2 separate regions of the Homo sapiens genome follow, and region 2 is linked to region 1. A link is a loop called in an ENCODE intact Hi-C map of the cell type or tissue named here. Cell type or tissue: sigmoid colon. All regions are shown on one strand. Links, peaks and the distances in the headings refer to the core of each region. The heading gives the core; the rest is flanking DNA.

What was found. Hi-C counts contacts between places; a loop is a spot of excess contacts. Peaks named below come from ENCODE experiments on the same cell type or tissue, not always from the same donor. Only the 100,000 strongest peaks of a DNase experiment are listed, where the experiment ranks them.
Region 2: a loop joins it to region 1, with 2.6 times the contacts of the local background. A loop is called at or near these places in 3 of 110 quality-filtered maps.

The regions. Positions count from the first base shown.
Region 1 is chr22:42,852,519-42,868,516 of GRCh38, reverse strand. ARFGAP3 (ARF GTPase activating protein 3) reads left to right here and starts at 11,244. Exons shown (of 16, transcript NM_014570.5): 1 at 11,244-11,403. The coding sequence starts at 11,335. It also overlaps the pseudogene COA1P1. RefSeq lists a silencer at 10,969-11,718 and an enhancer at 11,241-12,085. In sigmoid colon, for the core only: no CTCF peak of the experiment used is centred there; DNase peaks (open chromatin) are centred at 10,334, 11,206 and 12,116; H3K4me3 peaks cover 2,482 bases; H3K27ac peaks cover 2,386 bases.
Region 2 is chr22:43,135,946-43,147,953 of GRCh38, reverse strand. It overlaps MCAT (malonyl-CoA-acyl carrier protein transacylase), which reads left to right and starts at 4,556. Exons shown (of 4, transcript NM_173467.5): 1 at 4,556-5,028; 2 at 6,705-6,792; 3 at 10,656-10,873. The coding sequence starts at 4,606. RefSeq lists enhancers at 1-62, 10,346-10,515 and a silencer at 4,532-4,801. In sigmoid colon, for the core only: no CTCF peak of the experiment used is centred there; a DNase peak (open chromatin) is centred at 4,533; H3K4me3 peaks cover 1,993 bases; H3K27ac peaks cover 1,540 bases.

The DNA of each region.
Region 1 (15,998 bases), core at 6,273-14,272:
CTAGTCCCAACTACTTGGGAGACTGAGGCAGGAGGATTGCTTGAGCCCAGGAATTTGAGGCTGCAGTGAGCCATGATTGCACCACTGCACTCCAGCCTGGACGACAGAGCTCTCGAGACAGTCTCAAAAAAAGAAAAAGGCCGGGCACGGTCGCTCACACCTGTAATCCCAGCACTTTGGGAGGCCGAGGCGGGTGGATCACGAGGTCAGGAGATCGAGACAATCCTGGCTAACACGATGAAACCCCGTCTCTACTAAAAATACAAAAAATTAGCTGGGCGTGGTGCCTGGCACCTGTAGTCCCAGCTACTCAGGAGGCTGAGGCAGGAGAATGGCATGAACCCGGGAGGTGGAGCTTGCAGTGAGCCGAGATCGCGCCACTGCACTCCAGCCTGGGTGACAGAGCAAGACTCCATCTCAAAAAAAAAAAAAAAAAGAAAAACGCCACAGGCACTCAGGAGCTGGTCATTGTCACGATTATGAGTGACACCATAGGCAGGGGCCCAGGGTTCTCTGCTGTCCATGGCTGCCCTTCGCTCCTCCCACAGCCACCACCCTGGATCAGTGCTGCCACCAACTGTCCACACCTCTTCGGGTCCCCAAGGCCCCTGAGTTGACACTAGGGGGAGTGTTAGCCCCAGAGCCCTCTCCTGGGCCAAAGCTACCTGGAGCTCAGGACAGGGGTATTTCATCATCTCTCTCCATCCTTCCCACAACCCAGAAATGTCGGGAGGGTGAGCAAGTGCTGCCAAGTGACCGGAGTAGGGATCTGGCTTTGCTGCAGCCTGAGCTAAAACTGGGCCTTCGGAGGTCCCTGCAGATGGAGAACAGGGCTGACCTCTGCTCTGGGCTCTGATGCCAGATCCTGGTCCACTCAGAAGCATGTAGTGAAGGCCCGACTGGGCAGCCTGGGCTGTGTCAAGGCCTCAGGCACTGGATAGGCCTGGAGGGAACCCGCTCACAAGCCATCGGGATAGGGATGGGGGAGGTTGGGAAGGACTTGTGTGGACCACCTGACCAACCCCCTCATAGTTCATGGGGAAACAGGACAAGTGAGAGGAAGCAGTGACTTCGCCGTGGGCACAGACCATGTGGTTTGGGAAGCTGAGCAAGGCCTGACCCCTGAGTGGCCCAACCTGGTGAGGGATCAGCTGGCTCTCCTTATGTATCCATTGTGCAGTCATTCATTCACCATGCATCTATTGAGCACATACTGTGTGTGAGACTCAGCGGTGCCAGGACAAACATGAAGAGAAGCCAATCTTGCCCTTGGGAAACTCTGGTAGGCTCAGAGAAGGACCTGTGTTATTCTGACACCATGATGGGACAGCCAGAGACAAAGGGCCAGAGTTGTCTTCTGAGAATGTGTGTGCTGGGTTTCAGAAGTCTCAGGCCTCCCAACCCAGGCTCCAAGGCCTCAGAGATCAGAGCACTGCTCAGTCCTTGAGCCGTTCCCCAACTTCCTGTAGGAAGTGTCCCTGAGTCCCCACCTGGGCAGGAGGCTGGACCACAGACAAACGGAAAATGCCTGAGCTTCATTTGCTGAAAAGTAGGGATGACTGGCGGGCACAGTGGCTCATGCCTGTAATCCCAGCAGTTTGGGAGGCTGAGGCGGGTGGATCACCTGAGATCAGGAGTTCGAGACCAGCCTGGCCAACATGGTAAAACCCTGTTTCTACTAAAAATACAAAAAATTAGCCGGGCATGGTGGTGGGCACCTGTAATCACAGCTACTTGGGAGGCTGAGGCAGGAGAATCGTGTGAACCCGGGAGGCGGGGGTTACAGTAAGTCAAGATTGCACCACTGCACTCCAGTCTGGGAAATAAGAGCAAAACTCTGTCTCAAAACAATGACAACAAAAAAACAGGGGTGATGAAGTGAGGATAACTTAAGGGGTGCTCAGAAGCCAAAGACCCTGCCAGGTGGGCACCCCAGCCTGTGGGTGCCCTGTAAGCTTTCCTTCCCCCACCCCTTTTCACAGTCCAAGGTCTCCCCAGAGTGGTGGCTGTCCGCTCTGCTCCCCTCCCTTGTCCACCCTTCCTGAAGCCTCCTCTGAGGCAGGGAAGGTCTGCGCCCCTCCCCAGCCCTTCCACAGACACCTGTGGAAGACAAAGGCCACTCTCTGGGCCTCGGTTTTCCGAATAAATGGGCTGCATCTCTGTGGCCCCTGTGGTGGCAGCAAGCAGAGGGGCCCTCAGGCCAGGACGGAGTCAGCTCCAGGTGCCAGCCAGTGAAAAGAACCAGGGTCAGGATGGAGGTGGCTCCACCACACCTGGGAGGATGTGCCCAAACTGAGCTAAATCTGGCCTCGCCTGCAGTTGAGGTACGAGGCTCATTTCTGGCCAGGCATGACCACCACCAGGCACAGGGTCGGAGGAACCACAGTGCTCATCCTCCCTCTAGCCTGGGTATGTGGCACTAAACCAAAAAGAAAAAAGAAAACGCAACAAATCTGGGACTATCCTATGAAACCCAGATTATATTGTTCTAGGCATCTACAAATCCTTTGTGGAAAGGGCTAGGAAAGGAAGGAAGGAAGAAAGAAATGAACTAAATAAGTGATGTCACTCTTAGGGGAAAGGATACCAGCACCAACGGCCAGTGGACCAAAACTCAGACGCCAGAGGAATACTAGGTGCTAGACCTCCCGAAGGTTGCAGAAACCCAGAGCGCCTTAGGGTTAGGGTTAGGGTTAGGGTTAGGGTACGAGGACCTAAAAGACCCTGAGCTCAACAGCATTCGGATCACCAAGGCAGCCGCCTCAGGGCATGTGAACTACATACAGTCACTGGCCGCTTCTGGGCAAAGACAGCCAGGTGGCCCTGCCACTTTATGGTATTTTCCAATAGGAATCTTAATTATTTTTTCCTGATTGTAAAAGGAACAAAGGCTCAGATGAAAATTTGGAAATTTAGTAAAGGTATTCAGAAAAACATTAGTTATCTGTGATCCTGACTTCCAGAGGTTACATTGCTAACATTGGGGTGTATTTTTTTCTGGTATTTTTCCTAACATATATGCACATGTGCCATTTTCTTTTTTTCTTTTCTTTTCTTGAGGTGGAATTTCACTCTCGTTGCCCAAGGCTGGAGTGCAATGGCACAATCTCGGCTCCCTGTGCCCCCCACCTCTCAGGTTCAACAATTCTCCTGCCTCAGCCTCCCGAGTAGCTGGGATTACAGGTGTGAGCCACCACGCCCAGCCACATGTGCTGTTTTCTTGTCGTCATCATCATCATCAATGTGTGTATGTGTCTTACAAAATTGGGATCGTACTGTAAATATAGTTTCGTTCTCCTGCCATTTGATCATGAGCATTTTCTCATGTCCCTAAATATACTTCAATTAAAAATAAACACCAGACATAGTGGCTCATACGTGTAATGCCAGCACTTTGGGAGGCCGAGGTGGGAGGATCACTTGAGCCCAGGAGTTCTAATCCAGCTTGGGTAACACAGGGACACCCTGTCTCTACCAAAAATAAAAAAAAAATTAGCCAGGCATGGTAGCACACACCTGTAGTTCCAGCTACTCAGGAGGCTGAGGTGGGAGGATCACTATAGCCTGAGAGGTCAAGGCTGCCGTGAGCCATGATTGCACCACTGCACTCCCGCCTGGGAAACAGAGCAAGACCCTGTCTCAAAAAAAGAAGTGAAAGAAGTAGAGGAGGTGGAAGGAGCAACAGGAAAGGCTGGCACACTCAAGTGTAACTTTTATTGAAAAAAATCTGGCTGGGCATGGTGGGTCATACCTGTAATCCCAGCACTTTGGGAGGCCGAGGTGGGAGGATGAGGTCAGGAGTTGGAGACCAGCCTAGCCAACATGGTGAAACCCCGTCTCTACTAAAAATACAAAAATTAGCCAGGCATGGTGGCACACACCTGTAATCCCAGCTACTTGGGAGGCTGAGGCAGGAGAATTGCTTGAACCTGGGAGGTAGAGGTTGCAGTGAGCTGAGATCGTGCTACCACACTCCAGCCTGGGTGACAGAGCAAGACTCCATCTCAGAAAAAAAAAAGAAAAAAATCCACATGTAAGTGGACCCATGTAGTTCAAGCTCAAGTTGTTCATGCGTGAAGTGTACTGTTTAGTGGCCGAATGATACTCATGCTGTAAGTCCCATGTTGCTGAGCATTTGCTTTGTTTCCCATTTTTCTCAGTTCTTAAGGTATAATTTATGTATATACTTTTTTTGTTGTTGTTGAGATGGAGTCTCCCTCTGTTGCCCAGGCTGGAGTACAGTGATGCCATCTTGGCTCACTGCAACCTCTGCCTCCTGGGTTCAAGCGATTCTCCTGCCTCAGCCTCTTGAGTAGCTGGGACTACAGGCACCCACCACCATGCCCAGCTAATTTTTGTATTTTTAGTAGAGGGGGGTTTCACCATGTTGGTCAGACTGGTCTCGAACTCCTGACCTCATGATCCACCCACCTCAGCCTCCCAAAATGCTGGGATTACAAGCGTGAGCCACTGCGCCAGGCCAAAAACACTCCTTTTAGTGTACAGTTCTTGAAGTTTTGATGAATGTATACAGTTATGTAATGTACTAGTCCATTCTCATGCTGCCACAAAGAACTTGCTCAAGACTGGGTAATTTATAAAGGAAAAAGGTTTAATTGACTCACACATCTGCATGGCTGGGGAAGCCTCAGGAAACTTATAATCATAGCAGAAGGGGCAGCAAACACATCCTTCTTCACATGGCAGCAGGAAAGAGACATGCTGAGCAAAGGGGGGAAAACCCCTTATAAAACCATAAGAACTCATGAGAATTTACTCACTATCATGAGAACAGCATGGGGGTAACTGCCCCCATGATTCAGTTACCTCCCACCAGGTTCCTTTCCTGACACATGAGGATTATGGGAACTACAATTCAAGATGAGATTTGAGTGGGACACAGCCAAACCGTATCACATAACCATCACCACAATCAAGATATAGAACTCTTCCGTCACCTCCCCAACACGTGGATTTTTGTTGTCAACCCCTCCTTACACCCCCAGTCCCTAGAAACCACTTAGATGTTTTCTGTTTCTACCTTTTCCAGAATGCCATAAGAATGGAACCGTGCAATATGTAGCCTTGTCTTTTTTCACTTCCCATGACTCATCTGACATTCATCTGTGTGGTTTCATATGTCAGTATTTTGTTTCTTCTTCTTCCTTCTTCTTTCTTCTTCTTCTTTTTTTTTTTTTTTTTTTTTTGAAACGGAGTCTCGCTCTGTTGCCCAGGCTGGAGTGCAGTGGCGTGATCTTGGCTCACTGCAAGCTCCGCCTCCCGGGTTCATGCCATTCTCCTGCCTCAGCCTCCCGAGTAGCTGGGACTACAGGCGCCCGCCACCACACCCAGCTAATTTTTTGAATTTTTAGTACAGACGGGGTTTCACCGTGTTAGCCAGGATGGTCTCGATCTCCTGACCTCGTGATCCGCCCGCCTCGGCCTCCCAAAGTGCTGGGATTACAGGCGTGAGCCACCACGCCCGGCTTTTTTTTTTTTTTTTTTTGAGACAGGGTCTCCCTCTGTCACCCAGGGTGGAGTGCAGTGGTGCAATCTCTCCTCACTGCAACCTCTGCCTCCCGGGTTCATGCGATTCTCATGCCTCAGCTACGTGAGTAGCTGAAATTACAGCCACACGCCACCACCCCCGGCTAATTTTTGTATTTTTAGTAGAGACGGGGTTCTCCCATGATGGCCAGGCTGGTCTCAAACTCCTGGCTTCAAGTGATTTGCCCACTTTGGTCTCCCAAAGTGCTGGGATTCCAGGTGCAAGCCACTATGCCTGGCCTTCTTTTTTTTTATTTATTTTTATTTTTTTACTGACAGTGTCTCGTTCTGTCACCCAGGCTGGAGTGCAGTGATGCAATCATAGCTCACTGCAGCCTTGAACTCCTGAGCTCAAGTGATCCTCCTGCTTCAGCCTCCTGATTAGCTGGGACTACAGGCACGTGCCATCATGCCCCGCTAATTTTTCAATTTTTTGTAGAAGTGGGATCTTGCTATGTGGCCCAGGGTGGTCTCAAACTCCTGGCCAAAAGCCATCCTTCTGCCTCAGCCTCCCAAAGTGCTGAGATTACAGGCATGAGCCACCACACCTGGCCCCAGTAAGTTCATTTCAAATGTATCTGGCCTATACAGAAAGAATATGTCAAAGAGATAGCATTCACTTGTTTTCGCTTGGCACTAAGCAAAGTCCACAGGTGTTGTCTTCCAGGGGCAAGGGACAGGATCTGTGCGTATTCTCACTTGTGATTCATCATATGACTATGTAGCCATGTCTGGTTTCTCTTTAGGGTGGGATTTGGCTTTCAGCAAGCTCCTATTAAACAGTAAATGAACTAAATAAACACAATGCTGCTTCATTTGGCCATAGCTATGCCAGGATCTCTTCATGAAAGACGAACAGCAAAGAGAATTAGAATGCAAATACTCTACAAGACGGACAATACTGGGCTGGGTGGTGGCTCACCCCTGTAATCCCAGCACAGTGGGAGGCCGAGGCAGGCGGATCACTTGAGGTCAGGAGTTCGAGACCAGCCTGGGCAACATGGTGAAACCCCATCTCTACTAAAAATAGGAAAATCAGCTGGGTGTGGTGGCGGGTGCCTGTTAATCCCAGCTACTTGGGAGGCTGAGGCAGGAGCATTGCTTGAACCTGGGAAGCAGAGGTTGCAGTGAGTCAAGATCATACCACTGCACTGGGTGACAGAGCCAGACTCCGCCTCGAGAAAAAAAAAAAATGTGTAGCCCAGGATGCTCAAAGGGTGGGGCCTTCTCAACATTCCCACCATCCTCATGGCAAACCCCTGGATTGTAGAGGGATTCTGCTTCTCTTTCCCCTCCTTTTTTGCATTTGAATTTGGATTACTGGGTTTTATTTCTACCCCTCCCCTGGCAGCAACAGATCTTTGCCCATTCCCTGAGACAGAGAGAATTTACTGCTTTTGCTTTTTTTCTTTCTCTTTTCTTTCTTTTTTTTTTTTTTTTTTTTGTGACGAGTCTCCCTCTGTCGCTCAGGCTGGAGTGCACTGGCTTGATCCTGGCTCACTGCAGCCTTCCCCTCCCAGGTTCAAGCAATTCTCGTGCCTCAGTCCCCAAGTAGCTGGGACTACGGGTGTGCGCCACCACGCCGAGCTAATTTTGTATTTTTAGTAGAGACAGAGTTTCACCATGTTGGCCAGGCTGGTCTCAAATTCCTGACCTCAGATGATCTGCCCGCCTTGGCCTCCCAAAGTGCTGGGATTACAGCCATGAGCCACTGTGCCCAGCCTGCTTTTTTAGAAGAGAAGAGTCCAGAGGAAGCAGGTGGGGTCTGTGCCTGTTCCTGAGCAGCTGGATGCCCACCCCACAGAGAGGTCTCTCTCCGGGCTCTTTGCCAGTCCCCATCTTCCTTGTGAAGTACGGTTTCTGATGGAGGTTTATTAAAAAGGGCTTATGAATGAATGTGAACTCCCTTTGTATCTGAGGCCCCCAGCTAGTCCAAACTCACATGCCAACCTACACTTGGCCTTTAAGACTTCATTAAAATTATAGCCGATTTCCTGTTGCCAACTAGTTTGGCAGTAACCTCTTTCTCCTGCGCTCTGCCAAAGGTGAAGGGGTTCTTGTGTTCTGTCTTTGGAGAGGCTTCTGTTGTCTCTCTTTGGCGCTGAGGTTACTTGGTTGCCTTGCAACCTCAGCTTTCTGATGGGCTCAACAGAAGTTACAATTTGGTAGATTATCCAGCTTTTCTCATTATGATATTGGGAGGGAGAGCCTTTGTAGCTTTCTACATTCTAAGCCCATTCCACAAATCTTTATTGAATGCATACTATGTGCCAGGCATTATTCTAGGTGCTGGGGATAAAGTAGTAGAAAAAACAGGCTGAGCACAGTGGCTCACACCTGTAATCCCAGCACACTGGGAGGCCAAGGCGGGCGGATCACTTGAAGGAGTTTGACACCAGCCTGGCCAGCATGGTAAAACCCCATCTCTACTAAAAATACAAAAATTAGCCAGGCGTGGCGGCAGCTGCCTACAAACAGCTACTCGGGAGGCTGAGGCAGGATAATTGCTTGAATCCACGAGGCAGAGGTTGCAGTGAGCTGAGGTTGCGCCACTGCACTCCAGCCTGGGTGACAAAGCGAGACTCTGTCTCCAAAAAAAAAAAAAAAAAAGTAGAAAAATAGATCTGATTTCAAGAGATTTATATTCAATTGAGGAGAGGCAGATACAGATAGATAGAATATTATATATCATAATATTAGATGCCAATAAGTTCTATGAAAAACACTTAAGCAACTGACAGATAAGACAACCATAGTGTATTGGCCGGGTGCTGTGGCTCACGCCTGTAATCCCAGCTCTTTGGGAGGCTGAGGTGGGCAGACCACCTGAGGTCAGGAGTTCGAGACCAGCCTGGACAACATGGTGAAACTCCGTCTCTACTAAAAATATAAAAATTAGCCACGTGTGGTGGCATGCGCCTGTAATCCCAGCTACTCGGGAGGATGAGGCAGGAGAGTCGCTTGAACCTTGGGAGGCAGAGGTTGCAGTGAGCCGAGATCACGCCATGGCACTCCACCTGGATGACAAGAGTGAAACTCCATCTCAAAAAAAAAAAAAAAAAAAAAAATTAGCCAGGCATGGTTGCGGGCGCCTATAATCCCAGCTACTCAGGAGGCTGAGGCAGGAGACTCGGCTGAACCTGGGAGGCAGAGGTTGCAGTGCGTCAGGATCACACCACTGCACTCCGGCGAGACTCCTCAAAAGAAAAAGGAGAAAAAACATTTGATTTCAAGAAATATATATATATATATATATATATATATATATATATATTTTTTTTTTTTTTTTTTGAGACAGAGTCCCGCTCTGTCGCCTAGGCTGGAGTGCAGTGGTGTGATCTCGGCTCACTGCAACCTCTGCTTCCCAGATTCAAGCGATTCTCCTGCCTCAGCCTCTGAGTAGTTGGGATTACAGGTGCCCACCACCATGCCTGGCTAATTTTTGTATTTTTAGTAGAGATGGGGTTTCACCATGTTGGTCAGGCTGGTCTCGAACTCCTGACCTCATGATCCACCCACCTCAGCTTCCCAAAGTGCTGGGATTACAGGTGTGAGGCACCGCCCCCGGCCAGAAATATATATTTTTGTATTCAATTAGAGCCAGATAACATATAGATAGAATATTATATGTTATAGTATTAGATGCTAAGTTCTATGAAGAACACTTAAGCAACCATAGTGTATAAATGGTACCTCCTACCCCTTCCTCCCCTATTCGTGTAGATACTGTCTATAATTTACTGCTTTTGTTTCCCTCTCCTCAATCTCTATGGTGGAGAATGGGCTAGACTGCACTACTCTGATAATATAACTTAGTAAGATTTCAGCTCCAAGTAGTAAATGGGACCATCATTCCCATTCCCATCAGGAAGGATAAAACTGCTCATAAACATGCCCGGTATTCTGCATAAGGCCAAACTAGTACCCGGTGGACACAAAGCACAGGTGTTATACTTCGACTCAATACAGGAAGAACTTTTAAACCATCAGAGCTACCTGCAAAAGTAATGTACTTTTCTGGAAGATAATCAATTTCCCTTTCTTGGAAAAGTTGCAGCTTTGGGTTTATAAGTTACATTGTCTGCAAGCTCCCAACTGCCACCGAGGGTCTCCAAGCAGATAGGTGGAGTGTACATTTCCTGACTTCTAACAGTAGAAAGCCTCCACCAAAGGCTCTTCAGGATATCCCTAGGAAGCTGCTCACCTGTGCTACTCAGCACTGATTCTTTAATTTCTTTGTACAGATGAATAAACCATGGTTTATTTTATTTTACTTTTTGAGACAGGGTCTTGGTCTGTCGCCCATGCTGGAGTGCAGTGGTGCGATCTTGGCTCACTGCAGCCTCGACCTCCTGGACTAAAGCGATCCTCCCACCTCAGCCTCCCAAGTAGCTAGGACTACAGGCCCATGCCAGCATGCCCGGCTAATTTTTGCATTTTTTTATAGAGACGGGGTTTCACCATATTATCCAGTCTGGTCTTGAACTCCTGAGCTCAAGTGATCCTCCCGCCTCAGCCTCCCAAAGTGCTGGGATCACAGGCATGAGCCCCTGAGACTGCAAATAAACCATGCTTTAGAGAAGGTAAGTGTCTTGACCAAGGCCACAGAGCTAGGAAGCAGCTGGCTGAACTGGGATTGAGGCCAAGGTAGTGCCTTTGATGCCAAAACCTGCTGTCCTTCCTCACTATCACCCAACCTCTTTCCAGTGGCTCCACACCCATTGTGGTGACAGAGGCACCTTCTGCTGAGTGTAAACTCTTCTGGCTGGAATTGTTTCCCAGAGGGTAGGGTGCAGCCCCGAGGGCCGGGGTTAAAAGTCAAGCTTCTCATCTGGACTCATCAGTTCTGACTGAGCACTTCTGCCTCAACCCGCACTGCCATCTCTCCATGAACGTGACACAAAAGCCCTTGGTTTCAGAAAGCCAGTTTCCGGGCAAAGAAAGCTTTCCACCCAGGGCCTGGCGTGAGCTGAGGGCAAGAATTAAAAAGAGTCGGGCGCGGCGGCTCACGTCTGTAATCCCAGCAATTTGGAAGGCCGAAGTGGGTGGATCACCTGAAGTCAGGAGTTCGAGACCAGCCTGGGCAACATGGTGAAACCCTGGTCTCTACTAAAAATACAAAAATTAGCCGGGCGTGGTGATGTACGCCTGTAATCCCACCTACTCGGGAGGCTGAGGCAGGAGAATCGCTTGAACCAGGGAGGTTGCAAGGAGCCGCAATCGCGCCATTACACTCCAGCCTGGGGGACAGAGCGAGGCTCCGTCTCAAAAAAAAAAAAAAAAAAAGGGAAGGCCACCAGCTAAGGTCCGGCGTCAAGGCACGGGCCCTCCGTCCGTCTCGTGCCGAAGGAGGGCGCGTGCGCCCCTTCCCCTGCCTCTGACCTTTCCATGGAAGCAGCCCGTTAGGCGAAATGGCGATCGACCAGGCGAAACGTTGGTGGATCCTATGGCAGCGCGCGTGGCAGGCAGCCACACCCGGGCCCGGCTTCGCCCAGCGCTAAGGGCGTGGAGCCGCGCCGCAAATGGCGCGCGAGCCTCCTGCGCACGCGCGTGCAGCGCCTGGGGTCGGGCCAGCGGCGCGGCTGAAGCGAGGGCGGGGAGGGAAAGCGAGCGGCGCCTGCGCCCCGGCGGTGGACGGGCCCGGTCGTGGGCGGGGATTGGGGCGGAGCCTGACCGTTACGCGCAGCCCCGCCCCCGCGGCCTCGTCGCTCCTGCTGAGGCGGTAGCCGCTTTTCGTCGACTCTTACCGGTTGGCTGGGCCAGCTGCGCCGCGGCTCACAGCTGACGATGGGGGACCCCAGCAAGCAGGACATCTTGACCATCTTCAAGCGCCTCCGCTCGGTGCCCACTAACAAGGTAGCGGCCGCGGGCGAGTGCGGGCCTGCCTGGCATCCCTGCGGGAACCGGCGGGAGGCCCCGCGGGCGCCAGTGCCCGTGGCTTGGGAGGCGGGGCCGGCGCGGCCTGTGACACGTCGCACTGTGGGGCCGCGGCAGCCTGGCCGGGCCGGGGCGGGCGGGGCCGGGCAGCTGAGAGGCCCGGGCGGGAGGCCGCAGCGCGGGGGTCCTCACGCGAGCCGGGGAGCGTTCCCGGGGGCGGCGGCGCGGGCACACCCCCCGGCGAGCTCTTGGGGCGGGGGGCGAGCACCGGCGGCTCTGAGCGGAGGCGGGGGCGGGGGCATCCTCGGGGGCGCTGCGAGGAGGGAGCTCCCGGCTCGGAAACCCCGGCTGCTGGCGCCGGATGCGGGGAAAGCGCGGCTCCCCCAGCGCCACCCTGGAGCTCGACCCCGCCTGTTGGAGCCGGCTTGGCTCCTCGGGCCTTGCGGTGCCTGCCTCAGTTTCTCTTCTGATAAAGTTGCCGAGTAGTCTACGCTTTGGCTTCCAGCTTTTGTCGCTTTGGCCAGGGAGGCTCACCACAGCCTCCTCCCTCTCCTCGGTTCTCTTTGGAGATGGAGGTTTCCTTTTTTTTTTTGTCTCCAGAGGCTGTTCTCTCCCTGGAACTTTTACAGCTTTGCGCAGCTGGCTGGAGGCGTTGGGGTGACGCAGGGGGCTAAGGTGACACGTCGGGTCGGAGAGGGACTTGGAGAGTGCAAAGGGCTGTCGCGTCAGCGTGGGCTCTCCCCGCCCCTCCTGTGACACGAGTGTTGTCTGGTTCCCACTGTCACTTCCCGAAGGGAACAGCTGTTATTGAACCTCGATATGCTGGCATAGAAAGTTCCCGAGTGTTACAAAATAGGTGTTTCTGTTGGTTTTAAGTCTTGATGGTACAGGGGAGCCCATATTTTTTCCAGCCTAGGTGAGGAAGGAAACAGTTTATTGGAGGTGATGTCTGATGGATGTGGGAAAGTTAAGAGAAAGGCTCCAGGAATTCTCCAGTGCCCGTTTCTTTACTGTTCTCTTGATTTTCACATTTTTATTTATTTATTTTTTTAGAGACAGGGTCTCACCCCGTCACCCAGGCTGAAGTGTAGTGCCTTGATCCTAGCTCACTGCAGCCTTGACCTACCCAGCCCAAGCCATCCTTCCTTCCCAGCCTCCTGATGAGGCTGACACCACAGGGCTGTACCACCACGCCCAGCTAATTGTTATTATTAATTAATTAATTAATTAATTTTTGTAGAGACAGGGTCTTGCTATGTTGCCCGTGCTGGTGTCAAATTCCTGGGCTCAAGCAGTCCTCCTGCCTCCTCCTGCCTTGGCCTCCCAGAGTGCTAGGATTACAGGCATGAGCCACCATGCTGGCCTTAATGTTCTTTTTTTTTTTTTTAACGTTTTAATTTTAATTTTTTTGAGACAGAGCCTTGCTCTGTCGCCCAGGCTGGAGTGCAGTGGTGCGATCTCAGCTCACTGCAACCTCTGCCTCCTGGGTTTGAGCAATTCTGCCTCAGCCTCCTGAGTCGCCAGGATTACAGGCATCCACCACTACACTCAAGTAATTTTTATATTTTTAGTAGAGACGAGGTTTCACCATGTCAGTCACTCTGGTCTCAAACTCCTGGCCTCAAGTGATCCACCCGCCTCGGCCTCCTGAAGTGCTGGGATTACAGGCGTGAGCCACCGCGCCCAGCCTTGATTTTTAAATTTAGATTGATGTGTTTATAAAGAGTGGGTCCTGTGTAACTTAGTCAAGATTAGGATCTGCGGTTAGCAATGTGTAAACTATATTTTTTTGTCACCTTTATCTCAGAAACATCAACATGTATTCTCTTTGATTTAATTCAAAGATAATTTTAAATTAGAAATCAATGTCTTTATATCAAGAGGCTTTTGAGAGACAGGCTTGTATTGTCCAAACTGCTACTTTCTAGGTATGTCACCCTTGGACAGGTTACTTGACCACTTTGTCCCTTTTTTCCTCCTCTGAAAATGGGGCATGAACTAGACCTGACTCAGAGGGTTATTGTGAAGATTAAATGGAATAATCCAAGAAAAACACTTAGAGTAGGAACTGCATATAATAGTCTTCAATAAATGGCAGCTGTTTTTATGATGAAGAACACACCTGTGAAAAATTTATATTCTGTAATAAGATTAATAAAAGCAATGAGCAAAAATGTTTTCTGGTAATGTTTAACAGTAATGTGCTATATTTCTTGGTTGAGACCTTTTATTTGATCATTGGTTTGAAACCCTTACCTAAACGAAGATAACAATAGCATTTTAAAATTGGGGTCATAAAAGACAGCTCTAAGATACATGAGCCAGGAAAGGTAATCAAAGAAAAACAAGTCGGCTTACTTTTAGAACATGGTATCCAATTTCTTCGTCTCATGTATGATGATTTACTCTAGATCAAAGGTCATGAGGGTCAATTCTCTTTTTTCTTTTTCTTTCTTTTTTTTTTTCTTTTGAGACAGTCTAGCTCTGTTGTCCAGTCTGGAGTGCAGTGGTGCGATCTTGGCACACTGCGACCTCCTCCTCCCAGGTTCAAGCGATTCTCTTGCATCAGCCTCCTGAGTAGCTGGGACTACAGGCGTGTGCCATCACGCATGGCTAATTTTTGTATTTTTAGTAGTAATGGAGTTTCACCATATTGGCCAGGCTGGTCTCAAACTCCTGACCTAAAGTGATCCGCCTGTCTCAGCCTCCCAAAGTGCTGTGATTACAGGCGTGAGCCACCGCACCTGGCCAAGGGTGAATTTTCTTGTTTGTGGAAATCCTTCTTTGTTGCTATACCATTCCTTACTTTTATATAGATTGGGTTATTCATTCAACAAGTATTCATTAAGCACCTATGCTATGCTGGGCACTGTGTAGAGCATGAAAGGTATGTACACTGATGGTATGTTCCTGTCCTCAGGGAACTTATAGTCTAGTGGACAGATGAAGGGCAGATGCAGGACGGCAGGTGGTATGTTTTCTGCTCTGAAGCACAGTGTGGTGGAGCGGGAAGAGTGGCTCTGGGAACAGACTGCATGGGATCCAGTCCCCATTGTGGGCATTTCCACTAAGGAATTACTAAGCAGTGGCCACTTCTTATCTGTCATACTTAATTCAGTAATTCCTTAGTTTTCTTTAAAATGGAGATCAAGATTTACCGCCACCATCCCACGCCCGGAAGGGCTCCTCATGCTCTCTGCAGCATGGTGCTTCTGTCGCTTACAGAACAACTTGCCTTTGATGATTTTCAAGAGAGTTGTGCTGTGAGGTGGCAAAAGTATCCAGGCAGCAGGATGCCAGTGCCTCAAGGAAAAAATGGTCCTTTTCGGCAATGTGTTCGGTACTGGGGGCTTGGCCCTTGTGTATTACCGCATACAAAAGACTTTTTCCAGGGCTTTGTATTACCAGTTGGCATTGGAGCAGGTGCATAGCCATCCCAAGGCACAGGGAGCTCTGGGCCCTCTTCTCAACATTCACTGTCTCAAACTCACCAAGCACAACTTTGTGGACATTGCTGATGCCAAGTTGAAGATTCCTAGCTCTGGATCCAAGTCAGAGGGCCATCTCCATGTCAGCTCATCCAGAAGTGCCCCTTTCAGAGGTGGCACCTTGATGAGGTCTTCCTAGAGCCCAAGGATGGCCAGCAGATTCCCTTGTTCAAGCTCAGTGGGGAGAATGGTGAAGAAGTGAAAAAGGAGTAGAAACGATCCAAAAGACCCAGCTTTCTTCTAGTCTGGCCTTCCCTTATCTCCACCATGTGCCCACCAGGGGTGATGGCCCATCTGAGTGACAGACACTCCCGTAAGCTAATTTTCCAGCCACCAGTGGAATGATTGTATGTGCTGGCATATGGTAATTTTGGTATAATTCTAACTTGGGCACAACGAATGCTATTGTCATTTTTAAACTGAATCAGAAAGAAACTCTTATTATAAGATAATTTATGTGAAAGTTCTTTGTTTAAGAAAGCACATGATAAAAGGAATCAGAATTAAGAAAACATTCATTGATTTAAAAAACAAATAAATAGGCCGGGCGCGGTGGCTCACGCCTGTAACCCCAGTACCTTGGGAGGCTGAGGCGGGTGGATCACCTGAGGTCAGGAGTTCAAGACCAGCCTGGCCAACATGATGAAGCCCCGTCTCTACAAAAATACAAAAATTAGCTGGGCATGATGGCGAGTGCCTGTAATCTCAGCTGTTCGGGAGGCTGAGGCAGGAGAATCGCTTGAATCCAGGAAGCAGAGGTTGCAGTGAACCAAGGTCACGCCACTGCACTCCAGCCTGGGCAACAGAGAGCGACTCCATCTCACACGCACACACAAATAAAATAAAATTAAATAAATAAAATGGAGATCAAGACTAGCTACATAATTTGTGAAATGTACAAAATGAAAATGCAGGGCCCTTGTTTGAACAGTATTAAGAATTTCGGCCAGACACAGTGGCTCACACCTGTAATCCTAGCACTTTGGGAGGCCAAGGTGGGTGGATCATCTGAGCTCAGGAGTTCGAGACCAGCCTGGGCAACATGGTGAAACCCCATCTCTACTAAAAATACAAAAAATTAGCCAG
Region 2 (12,008 bases), core at 1-8,000, 290 kb before region 1:
AGCTGCAGATCGTTGTCCTTCAGAATCATGAAGAGATGCTGTTGGCCAGCTGCCACACTGCGGTTGAGCAGGCTAAAGCCATTCTGTTTCGGAAGTCTTTGGTTGTTTTTTGTTTTGTTTTTATTTTTTTGTAGACACAGGGTCGCGCTATGTTGCTCAGACAAGTTTCCAACTCCTGGGCTCAAGCAATCCTGCTCCGGCCACGCTGTGGATCCTTTATATGTAACCGATTTTGTTCTTCCTGGAAAGTTTTTAAGATTTTGGGCCCCAGAGTTCTGCAGTTTCACACTGATATTCCCCTATGTGGGACTAATTTTTTTTTTTTTTTTTTTTTTTGAGACCATCTCACTCTGTAATCCAGGCTGGAGTGCAGTGGTACGATCTCGGCTCACTGCAACCTCTGCCTCCCGGGCTCAAGCAATTCTCCCTCAGCCTCCCGAGTACCTGGGACTACAGGCGAGCTCCAACACACCCAGCTTCATTTCCTCCACTGTGCCTGCACTCAACAGGCACTTTCCCGCTGGAAGCTCATTCTTTACTTTTCAGAAGTTGGATTATTTCTTTGATTTCCTTCCCTCTATTTTCTCACTTCTCTTTCTTTTCAAATTTATGTTGTGCAGCAATCACTTCCTTTCTGGAACTCCTATTACTCAGAATGTAGGGCCTCTAGGGCTGTTTTTCTAACTTCCTTTTTCTCTCTCTCTTTTTTTTTTTTTTTTTTTTTTTTTGAGACAGAGTCTCACTCTATTGCCCAGGCTGGAGTGCAGTGGCATAATCTTGGCTTACTGCAACCTCTGCCTCCCGAGTTCAAGGGATTCTCCTGCCTCTGCCTCCCGAGTAGCTGGGATTACAGGCATGTGCCATGACGCCTGGCTAATTTTTGTATTTTTAGTAGAGACAGGGTTTCGCCATGTTGGCCAGGCTGGTCTCGAACTCCTGAGCTCAGGTGATCCACCCGCCTTGGCCTCCCAAAGTGCTGGGATTACAGGTGTGAGCCACTGTGCCCGGCCGTCTTTTTTTTTTTTTTTTTAATATCACCTGTTATTTTAGATTCGGGGGTATATGTGCAGGTTTGTTACATGGGTATACAGTGTGATACTGAGGTTTGGGGTACAATTGATTCTGTCACCCAGATAGTGACCATAACAGTAGTAGGCAGTTTTTCAACCCTTGCCTCACTCCTTCCCACCTCTAGGAGTTCCCAGTGTCCATTGTTCTCATCTTTATGTACAGGTGTATCAATGTTTAGCTCCCACTTGTAAGTGAGGACATGCGGTATTTGATTTTCTGTTTCTGCCTGAATTTGCTTAGGATAATGGCCTCTAGCTGCATCCACGTAACTTCCTTTTCTTGCCGACTTTTCTTTTTTTTTTTTTTTTGAGATAGAGTCTCGCTCTGTCACCCAGGATGGAGTGCAGTGGCGCAATCTCGGCTCACTGCAACAACCTCGCCTCCGCGGTTCAAGTGATTCTCCTGCCTCAGCCTCCTGAGTAGCTGGAACTACAGGCGCGTGCCACCGTGCCCGGCTCATTTTTTGTATTTTTTAGTAGAGACAGGGTTTCACCATGTTGGCCAGGATGGTCTTGAACTCCTGACCTCATGATTCGCCCGCCTTAGCCTCCCAAAGTGCTGGGATAACAGGTGTGAGCCACCGCACCCAGCCCTTTTTTTTATTTTTGGAGATGGAGTCTCACTCTGTCACCCAGGCTGGAGTGCAGTGGCACGATCTCTGCTCACTGCAACCTCCACTTCCCGGGTTCAAGCACTTCTCCTGCCTCAGCCTCCCAAGTAGCTGGGATTACAGGCATGTGCTACCACACCTGGCTAATTTTTGTATTTTTAGTAGAGATGGCGTTTTGCCATGTTTGGCCCCACTGGTCTTGAACTCCTGAACTCAGGTGATTCGCCCGCCTCGGCCTCCCAAAGTGCTTGGATTACAGGTGTGAGGCACTGCGCTGGCTTTTTTTTTTTCTTTTCTTTTCTTTTTTCTTCAGATAGGGTCTCCCTCTGTCACCCAGGCTGGAGTGCAATAGTTCAGTCCTGGCTCACTGCAGCTTCATACTCCTGGGCTCAAGCAGTTCTCCCGACTCAGCCTCCTATGTAGCTGGAACTACAGGCACGAGCCACAGTACCTAGCTTTTTTTTTTTTTTTCCTTTTGTAGAAACAGGGTCTTTCAAGTATCTGCTTTTGATGAATAAAAAAGAAAACAGTGTGACTATGTTGCCCAGGCTGCTCTCGAACTCCTGGCCTCAAGTGATCCTCCTGCCTCGGCCTCCCAAATCACTGGGATTACAGGCCTGAGCCACTGTGTCTGGCCAATAATTTTCTTTTTTTCTTTTTCTTTTTTTTATTTGAGACAGAGTTTCACACTTGTTGCCCAGGCTGGAGTGCAATGGCGTGATCTCCGCTCACTGCAACCTCCGCCTCCCGGGTTCAAGCGATTCTCCTGCCTCAGCCTCCTGAGTAGCTGGGATTACAAGCATGAGCCACTGTGCCTGGCCCAGAGACCCCTTTGTTTGTCCCTTTCCGGTGAAACCCCAGATGGGTCCCAAAGTGGGGGAGGGGCATCACCCAGTGGCTAGGGAGGTGGAGGGGACCTAAAGATCTGTTTCTCAAAGGCACCTCCAAACAATCCTCTTTGTTTTAGCCTTCTTTCACTCTTAGATCTAGAAGCAGCAGCAGCTGCTACCTGTTCTTAAGTTTTTGAGGATTCTGTTGTATGCATAAGGATTGGCTCGCAGCCTTCCCCACTCCTGGGAGGGATTTAGCTGTCTGAGATCAGCTCAGTCAGGTAATACCAGCCTACCTGCTTTCCAGCTTCCAGAGATTCTGCTGCTGGCGGTCCCCTTTCCTGTTCTTCCTGTCCTTGTGGATTTATATCTTTAAATATCTCTTTGTTGTGGATTTATGGGCTTCCAGAGGCAGTGCTCTCTCTATGCGTCTTAACCTGAAAGTGTCCTCTGTGTGTGTGTGTGTGTGTATATATATATATTTTTTTTGTTTTTTGTTTTTTTCTGGAGATGGAGTTTCATTCTTGTTGCCCAGGCTGGAGTGCAATGGCGCAGTCTGGGCTCACTGCAACCTCTGCCTCCTGGGTTCAAGCAATTCTCCTGCCTCCGACTCCCAGGTAGCTATGATTACAGGCATGTGCCGCCACGCCCAGCTAATTTTTGTATTTTTTGTAGTGAGGGGGTTTCACCATGTTGACCAGGCTAGTCTTGAACTCCTGACCCCAGGTGATCTGCCCGCCTCGGCCTCCCAAAGTGCTGCGATTACAGGCATGAGCCACCGCACCCAGCCTTTTTTTTTTTTTTGAAACGGAGTCTTGCTCTGTCACCCAGGCTGGAGTGCAGTGGTGGGATCTCGGCTCACTGCAACCTCTGCTGCCCGGGCTTAGGGGATTCTCCTGCCTCAGCCTCCCGAGTAGCTGGAACTATAAGCGCCCACCACCACGCCCAGCTAATTTTTGTATTTTTAGTAGAGACGGGGTTTCTCCATGTTGGCCAGGCTGGTCTTGAACTCCTGACCTCAAGTGATCCATCTGCCTCAGCCTCCCAAAGTACTGGGATTACAGGCATGAGCCACTGCGCCTGGCCGAGCCTGTGTCTCTTGAGTTGCTTTTAGGTTAACATTAGATAACCCCAATTTCCAACCTCCATTCTGTCACTAACCACCTGTCACTCAATCTCTGAGCAGCTATCCATCACAGCGTTGCTGTGAGGAATTAAATAAGCTAATATCTGAAACACATTCAAGGCTTTGTTCAATAGCATAAAGATCTATTGGATGCTTATTATGTGCCAAGCACTGTGTGGTTTGTAAGAAAACATTATAAAAGAGAGCTGTTGTATAGTTGGGAACTGGCAACGGATGGTCGGCCATGCCAACTCCTGTGGTTGGGAGGATCATATGCAAGAAATGTGGTTGCTGGCCGGGCGCGGTGGCTCACGCCTGTAATCCCAGCACTTTGGGAGGCCGAGGCGGGTGGATCACCTGAGGTCAGGAGTTCGACACCAGCGTGGCCAACATGGTGAACCCGTCCCTACTAAAAATACAAAAATTAGTCAGGCATGGTGGCGGGCGCCTGTTAATCCCAGCTACTCGGGAAGCTGAAGCAGGAGAATCGCTTGAACCTGGGAGGCGGCGGTTGCAGTGAGCAAAGAACACGCCACTGCACTCCAGCCTGGGCGACAGAGCAAGACTCCGTCTCAAAAAACAACAACAAACAACAACAACGACAACAACAAAAACCATCAATGTGGAAGAGTTTCAAGTGCTCTTCATGTGCCAGGTAGAAAGCGTAAATACTACATTGCGTTGCGTTATTTATTCCATAAATATCTGTTGAGGACCCACTGTGGTGTGGCATCGTGTTCCGTTCAACGGCTATGGCTGTTTAAGTAAACGCATGAGTCCCTCCAGGACCCCAGAACGCAGCCCGAAGGGCCTCAGAGCCGGGGCGGAACCAGCGTCTGCGGAACCTTTCTTCCCGCTCCCGGTGCCCCGGAAGCCCCGGCAGGAAATGCGTCAGGGACCACGCTGCGCCGCGCCGCCGCAGTCGGGCCTCGGTCGCCACGGTAACGCGCGCGGGCAGGTGTCCGACCATGAGCGTCCGGGTCGCACGGGTAGCGTGGGTCAGGGGCTTGGGCGCCAGCTACCGCCGCGGCGCCTCGAGCTTCCCGGTGCCTCCGCCGGGCGCCCAGGGTGTAGCGGAGCTGCTGCGAGATGCGACCGGGGCGGAGGAGGAGGCGCCCTGGGCGGCGACGGAGCGGCGAATGCCGGGCCAGTGCTCCGTGCTGCTCTTCCCGGGCCAGGGCAGCCAGGTGGTGGGCATGGGCCGCGGTCTGCTCAACTACCCGCGCGTCCGCGAACTCTACGCCGCCGCCCGCCGCGTGCTGGGCTACGACCTGCTGGAACTGAGCCTGCACGGGCCGCAGGAGACCCTGGACCGCACCGTGCACTGTCAGCCCGCGATCTTCGTGGCATCGCTGGCCGCTGTCGAGAAACTACATCACCTGCAGCCCTCGGTGAGGCCCGAGGCCCCGTGACAGGAGGGGGAAGGTGAGCTCTGCCTGAGCTCTTGGCCCTGCCAGAGGCTTCCGCCTGCCATTCCGGGGGCTCCCACGTCTTACTCATTCGATCGAGTTTTTTTTTTTGTTTGTTTTTGTTTTTTTTTTTGAGACGGAGTCTCGCTCTGTCGCCCAGGCTAGAGTGCAGTGGCGCGATCTCGGCTCCGCCTCCCGAGTTCACGCCATTCTCCTGCCTCAGCCTCCCAAGTAGCTGGGACTACAGGCGCCCGCCACCATGCCCGGCTAATTTTTTGTATTTTTAGTAGAGACGGGGTTTCATCGTGTTAGTCAGGATGGTCTTGATCTCCTGACCTCGTGATCTGCCCGCCTCGGCCTCCCAAAGTGCTGGGATTACAGGCATGAGCCACCGTGCCCGGCCCGTTTTGTTTTGTTTTTTGAGACAGAGTCTTGCTCTGTCACCCAGGCTGGAGTGCAATGGCGCAGTCTTGGCTCACTGCAACCTCTGCCTCCCAGGTTCAAGCAGTTCTCCTGCCTCAGCCTCCGCAGTAGCTGGGATCACAGGTGCACACCACCACGCCCGGCTAATTTTTTTATTCTTTACTTAAATCCTCCCAGGTTCACCCACCTCGGCCTCCCAAAGTGCTAGGATTACAGGTATGAGCCACTGCACTGGCCTAAATGAAGGAACATTGAGATGAGTTGAGAATGTCACTTCACTTGAAGGTGGTGGATTGATTGCTATTAATATTTAATAAGACGGTAAATGTTAAGCTAGCACTTGAGATCCTTTACCCTATTTCACCTTCACACCACCTTGTGAGGTTAATACTGTTATTTGATGGTTGAGGAATGCAGACTCAGGGATATTAAAAGAATTAGTTAAGTGGTCCTGTTGAATCGTCATCATAATATTCATTCACTGCTTACCCTAGTCTGGGTCTGTGCTAAGCACTGTATAGACATTATATTCACATAATTCTCTCATCCGCCCTTTGGGGTAGGCCCTGTTCTTCCCTCATTTCACAGATGAGATAAAAATGCTCTTGGCCGGGCGAGGTGGCTCACGCCTATAATGCCTATAATCCAGCACTTCAGGAGGCTGAGGTGGGTGCATCACGAGGTCAGGAGTTCAAAACCAGCCTGGCCAACATGGTGAAACCCCGTCTCTACTAAAAATACAAAAATTAGCCAAGTGTGGTGGTGGACACCTGTAATCCCAGCAACTCGGGAGGCTGAGGCAGGAGAATTGCTTGAACCCGGGAGGCGGACGTTGCAGTGAGCCGAGATCACGCCATTGCACTCCAGCCTGGGCAACAAGAGCAAAACTCCGCCTCAAAAAAAAAAAAGTCATGCTCTTAACTTGTGCACAACGATATGGCCTGAGAGCCTGCTGCAGGGCCATGGCAAGGGAATCCAGAGCCCTGGGTTGGCGTCAGTGTGACCATGGACGGAGTTGATGGACTGTAACTAACCAGGAAAGCTCCTCCTAAATAAAGGGGCAGGACTCAATGATTGTCAAGGTCACTTTTGTGTGTCCTCTTCCAGCTGGTGCACCAAGTTCGTAGAACCTGGCTCACTGAGATGCTGAACACCCCGCCAGCTCTCAGGTACAGAGCCCTGGAACTGGGATCCCCAGGAGAGTGAGGGCTCACGTTCTGCATCTGTCCCCACAGGTGATTGAGAACTGTGTTGCTGCTGCTGGATTCAGTGTGGGAGAGTTTGCAGCCCTAGTGTTTGCCGGAGCCATGGAATTTGCTGAAGGTACAGGAAGGAGTTTGGTTTTATGCAAGGCTGTGGTCTTGGGCTCATTAGGGGTAAGGGACACTGCCAAAAATGATACTGGACCCACTCAGGTGATGGGAAGGGAGCACATGGACAGGGGTGACATTGGCACATGAGGACAGGGCTTTGCTGTGATTCCTTTTCAAGACTGAAGGATTCATTAGGGATTTCCCTTATTTTTGTAATCTCATGAAATCTGCTTGCTGAACTGTCTAACCCGCTATCCTGTGCACTCATACCTGCAGCACCTGCAACACGAGAGTATGTGTTCAGTAGATATTCGTTGAATTAAAGAGTAAATAAATATTGGATCTGGAGCCATATCAGTTTTACTTCTTAAGATTTTTGCTGGCCAGGAACCATGGCTTACGTCTGTAATCCCAGTGCTTTGGGAGGCCAAGGCAGGAGGACCACTTGAGGCCAGGAGTTCCAGACCATCTTGGGCCACATAGTGAGACCTTCATCTCTGCCCCCAACAAAAAACAAAAATTACGTTGGGTGCAGTGATTCACACCTGTAATGCCAGCACTTTGGGAGGCAGAGGCAGATAGATGTTTGAGCCCAGGAGTTTTAGACCACCCTGGGCAACATGGTGAAAACCCCATCTCTACCGAAAATACAAAAATTAGCCAGGCATGTTGGTGTGCGCCTGTAGTCCCAGCTCGAGTACTTGGGAGGATGAGGTGGGAGGATTACCTGAACCCAGGAGGTCAAAGCTGCAGTGAGCTGTGATCGTGCCACTGCATTCCAGCCTGGGTGACAGAGTGACACCCTGTCACACACACACACATACACAAAATTAGCTGCACTTAGTGGCATGCATCTGTAATTCCAGCTACTCAGGAGGCTGAGGGAAGATCACTTGAGCCCCTGAGTCTGAGGCTGCAGTGAGCCACGATTGTGCCACTGCACTGCGGCATGGGTGACAGAGCAAGACCCTGTCCAAAACAAACAAAAAAGAATCTAGTATAGAAACACGAGAGGTTATTGGGACTGGAGAGGGAGAAATGGAGAGTGCCTACATAGTGGACATGGAGTGTTTGAAACTAGAGAGAGTTGGTGGTTGTACAACATTATGAATACCCCAAATACCACTGAATTATACACATTAAAGTGGTTAATTATATTTTATGTGAATTTCACTGCAGTGCTTTTTTTTTAAGCGTTATAACATTATTAAGGAAAGTTTCATAATTTCACATTTTATGAAACAATTTTATTACATGTATCATTTTATGTGTACATAATGTGCAGAATTAGGCTTGGTGTGGTGGCTCACGCCTGTAATCCCAGCCCAGCACTTTGGGAGGCCAAGGTGGGTGGATCACCTAAGGCAGGAGTTTGAGACCAGCCTGACCAACGTGGTAAAACCCCATCTCTACTAAAAATTCAAAAATTATCTGGGTGTGGTGGCGTGCACCTGTAATCTTAGCTACTTGGGAGGCTGAGGCACAAGAATCACTTGAACCAGGAGGCAGAGGTTGCAGTGAGCCGAGATTGTGCCACTGCACTCCAGCTTGGGTTAGAGAATGAGACTCTGTGTCAAAAAAAAAAAAAAAAGTGCAGAATTATAGCATAGTTACACTTTTGTGTTTTCTTTTTCTTTTTCTTTTTTGAGGCAGTATCTTGCTCTGTCACCCCAGCTGCAGTGCAGTGGTGCAGTCGTAGCTCACTGCAGCCTCAGCCTCTTGGCCTCAAGTGATCCTCCCGCTTCAGTCTCCAGACTAACTGGGACTACAGGCTCACACCATCATGCCCAGCTAATTTTAGAAGTTTTTGTAGAGATGGGGTCTCGCTATGTTGCCAGGGCTGGTCTGGAACTCCTGACTCAAGTGATCCTCCAGCTTCAGCCTCCTACAGTGCTGGGATTACTTACAGGCATTAGCCACTGTGCCTGGCCTACTTTTTTCCCTTGACATTTTACATAGTTTTGAATGTCTCTGTGGGAGGATGTCTGCGTGCTCTCCTCCCTTTTCTTGTATGTTTTCTTCTACTTCTTGTCACAGGCTCTTGTTCATTTGTTTTTTAAGAGACAGAGTTTTCCTCTGTCTTCCAGCCTTGAGTGCAGTGATGCAACCATAGCTCACTGCAGCCTCTAACTCCTGATCTCAAGCAGTCCTCCTGCCTTAGCCTCCTAAGTACCTGATGTCACAGGCTGTTTATGTATTTGTCCTCCTGTTCTTGTGTAAGGGAGCTAAAAGTCCAGTACATAGAAGTGCTAAGTGAATGAAGATATGTCAGGATTTGCTCCTTAGACCTCTCTGTTGACCTGTGAAACACTGTGCAGGTCCCTTAATCTCTTCTCAGTCTGGTCATCTCTTCTCTCTGCCCAGGAAGCAGGACCAGGGTGTCAGGGGTCTGGTAGTTTCAGGCCATTCTTATGTGTGGCTTTGTAGGGATTTTTGAGACAGGGTCTCGCTCTGTCACCCAGGCTGGAATACAGTGGCATGAACACAGCTCACTGTAGCCTCAACTTCCTGGGCTCCAGCAATCCTCCCACCTCAGCCTCCCAAGTAGCTGGGACCACAGGCGCACACTGCCACGCCCGGCTAATTTTTGTATTTTTGGTAGTGACAGGGTTTTACCATGTTGTCTAGTCTGGTCTCGAACTCCTGAGCTCAAGTGATCTGCCTGCCTTGGCCTCCCAAAGTGCCGGAACTACAGGTGCGAGCCACAGCGACCAGCCCTCAGGCCACTCTTATTATCATTGGCACTGCCTGCCCTCTCTCCATGCTCTTGAGCCACACTGAATCAGGAGTCATAGGTTTTCGTTCATCTGCATTGGCTGTGTCAGGTTCTCCAGCTCTAAGTGGGGACAGTAACACTTGACTTATGACAATTATGTCACTGAAATTCATGTAGTACAGTAGCCCATGTCTCTGATGGTTCTTTTTTGTTGTTCTTGTTTTGAGACAGGGTCTTGCTCTGTCACCAGGCTGGTGTGCAGTGGAGCAATCATAGCTTACTACAGCTGCAGCCTCAACCTGCTGGTCACAAGTGATCCTTCCGTGTCAGCCTCCCAAGCATCTGGGACTACAGGCAGGCACCACCATGCCTGGCTAATTTGTATTTTATTTTTTGCAGGGACAGGGTCTCCCTATGTTGCTCAGGCTGGTGTCGAGCTCCTTGGGCTCAAGCCGTCCTGCCTCAGCCTCCCAAAGTGCTGGGATTACAGGCATAAGCCACCATGCCCGGCCTGATCTCTCTTAATAAACTAACTAATAATAATTCCCAGCTTTCACAACAGCCCAGGCAGATTAGATATTATTATCCTCATTTTACTAACTAAAAATTTGAACCTCAAGGAGGTTGTGACTTGGCTAAGGCAATGTGGCTTCCACCCTGTTCCTCTTTACCTTTTACCAGGGTTTCTCAATAGTGGCACTATTTAAAAAAAAAAAAAAACAGTGGCGCTATTGGGCCAGGTCATTTGTTTTGTTGGGGGCAAGGGGGGCTGACCTGTGCAGTGCAGCATGTTGAGCAGCATCCCTGGACTCTACCCACTAGACGTCAGTGGCACTCTCCCCTAGTCAGAACAACCGGAAAACGTCTCCGGACACTGCCCCCGGCCTGTTGAGCACCACTGTCCTACTCCAAACCAGCTTTATAGCAGGAAGCTCCTTGGGTTAGTTTGTATAGTGCCAAGCACAGCAGCATACTTTTGGTGGTGAGCGCTTGTGCAGTCGATGGAGGTGTGTGGAACTGTGGCCCTGCTGGCTGGTGGCAGACACCAGTGCCCCTGTCTCTAGTGCAGAGTGGAGCTTGGGCTTTGTTTCTCAGGCCTGGCCTTTTCTCCTTCATTCTGTGCCCTCATTTTTCCAAATGCGCTTCTCTCTGGCCAGGTTTGTATGCAGTGAAAATCCGAGCTGAGGCCATGCAGGAAGCTTCAGAAGCTGTCCCCAGTGGGATGCTGTCTGTCCTCGGCCAGCCTCAGTCCAAGTTCAACTTCGCCTGTTTGGAAGCCCGGGAACACTGCAAGTCTTTAGGCATAGAGAACCCCGTATGTGAAGTGTCCAACTACCTCTTTCCAGATTGCAGGGTGATTTCAGGACACCAAGAGGTGGGTGTTGATGGGAACTGCCTTCATAGGCCAGTCCAGTACGGAGGGTTGGAACTGCTCCACACCCGTGAGGCCTAGCAGTCTGGCGGGTGCTGGGTCCAGCCCGGTCTTTAGGAAGTATTTTGGGGCCAGGGCAGTGAGGTAGACCGAGTGCTGCAAAGCAGGCAGGAGCAAGAATGCTGCCCTGCTCCACCACGTGTAGAATGGGGTCTGGAACCAACCAGCCAGCCCATGTCTAAAGTAAAGGGGCAGGGCCAGCTGATCTCCAGGGCCCTTCCCGTAGTACATTCTGGGCTTCTGAGGAGCCTGTGATCTGGTTGCTTCCTTAGAGAAAAGAGATTTGTTTTCTGCTAGATTGCTCTGCCTGCCCTGCTTTTTTTAGGTGTCTGTTTTTGCCCTGGAGTTCATTTCCTTTCCACCGTATTTCCTTCCATTTGCTACTTCCCCAAACATTTATCAAGGGCTGGGGACGCACAGACTGATTAGCCAGGGTTCCTGCCGTCAAAGGAAGAGCCCCGTGAATGGATGACTCCAGGCCGAGGGGTGCAGTGAGGGTCTGGCTGGCTACTCATGGGCCTAAGAGCAACCCAGGAGGCAGCAGCTGGAGGACGGGCATGTGTTTGCCAGCAGGGGGCACCCTGAGCAGAGCGGCAGGAGCCCCCTACAGAAAGAGCAGTGGGTGCTGAGTGCCTGGCTCAGGGAATGCTGAGTGAGCGCAGATTGCAGCCCGTGTGAGGGGCTGCTGCCCGGGCCAGGCATTTCTGTCTTACTTCATGTCCCTCACAGCCCATCCTGTGCTATATGGAAGGAAGGGATTCTTTTTTTGTTTGTTTGTTTGAGACAGGGTCTCACTGTGTTGCCTAGGCTGGAGTATGGTGGCACCATCACGGCTCACTGCAGCCTGGACCTCCTGGGCTCAAGTGTTCCTCCTACCTTAGCCTCCTGAGTGGCTTGGATTACAGACACGGGCAACCACACCTGGCTAACTTTTGTATTTTTTTGTAGAGACGGGGTTTCACCGTGTTGCCCAAGCTGGTCTTGAACTACTGGGCTCAAGGGATCCCCCCACCTCAGCCTCCCAAGTAGCTGGGACTACAGACACAGGCCACCACACCCAGCTAAAGGAAGGGATTCT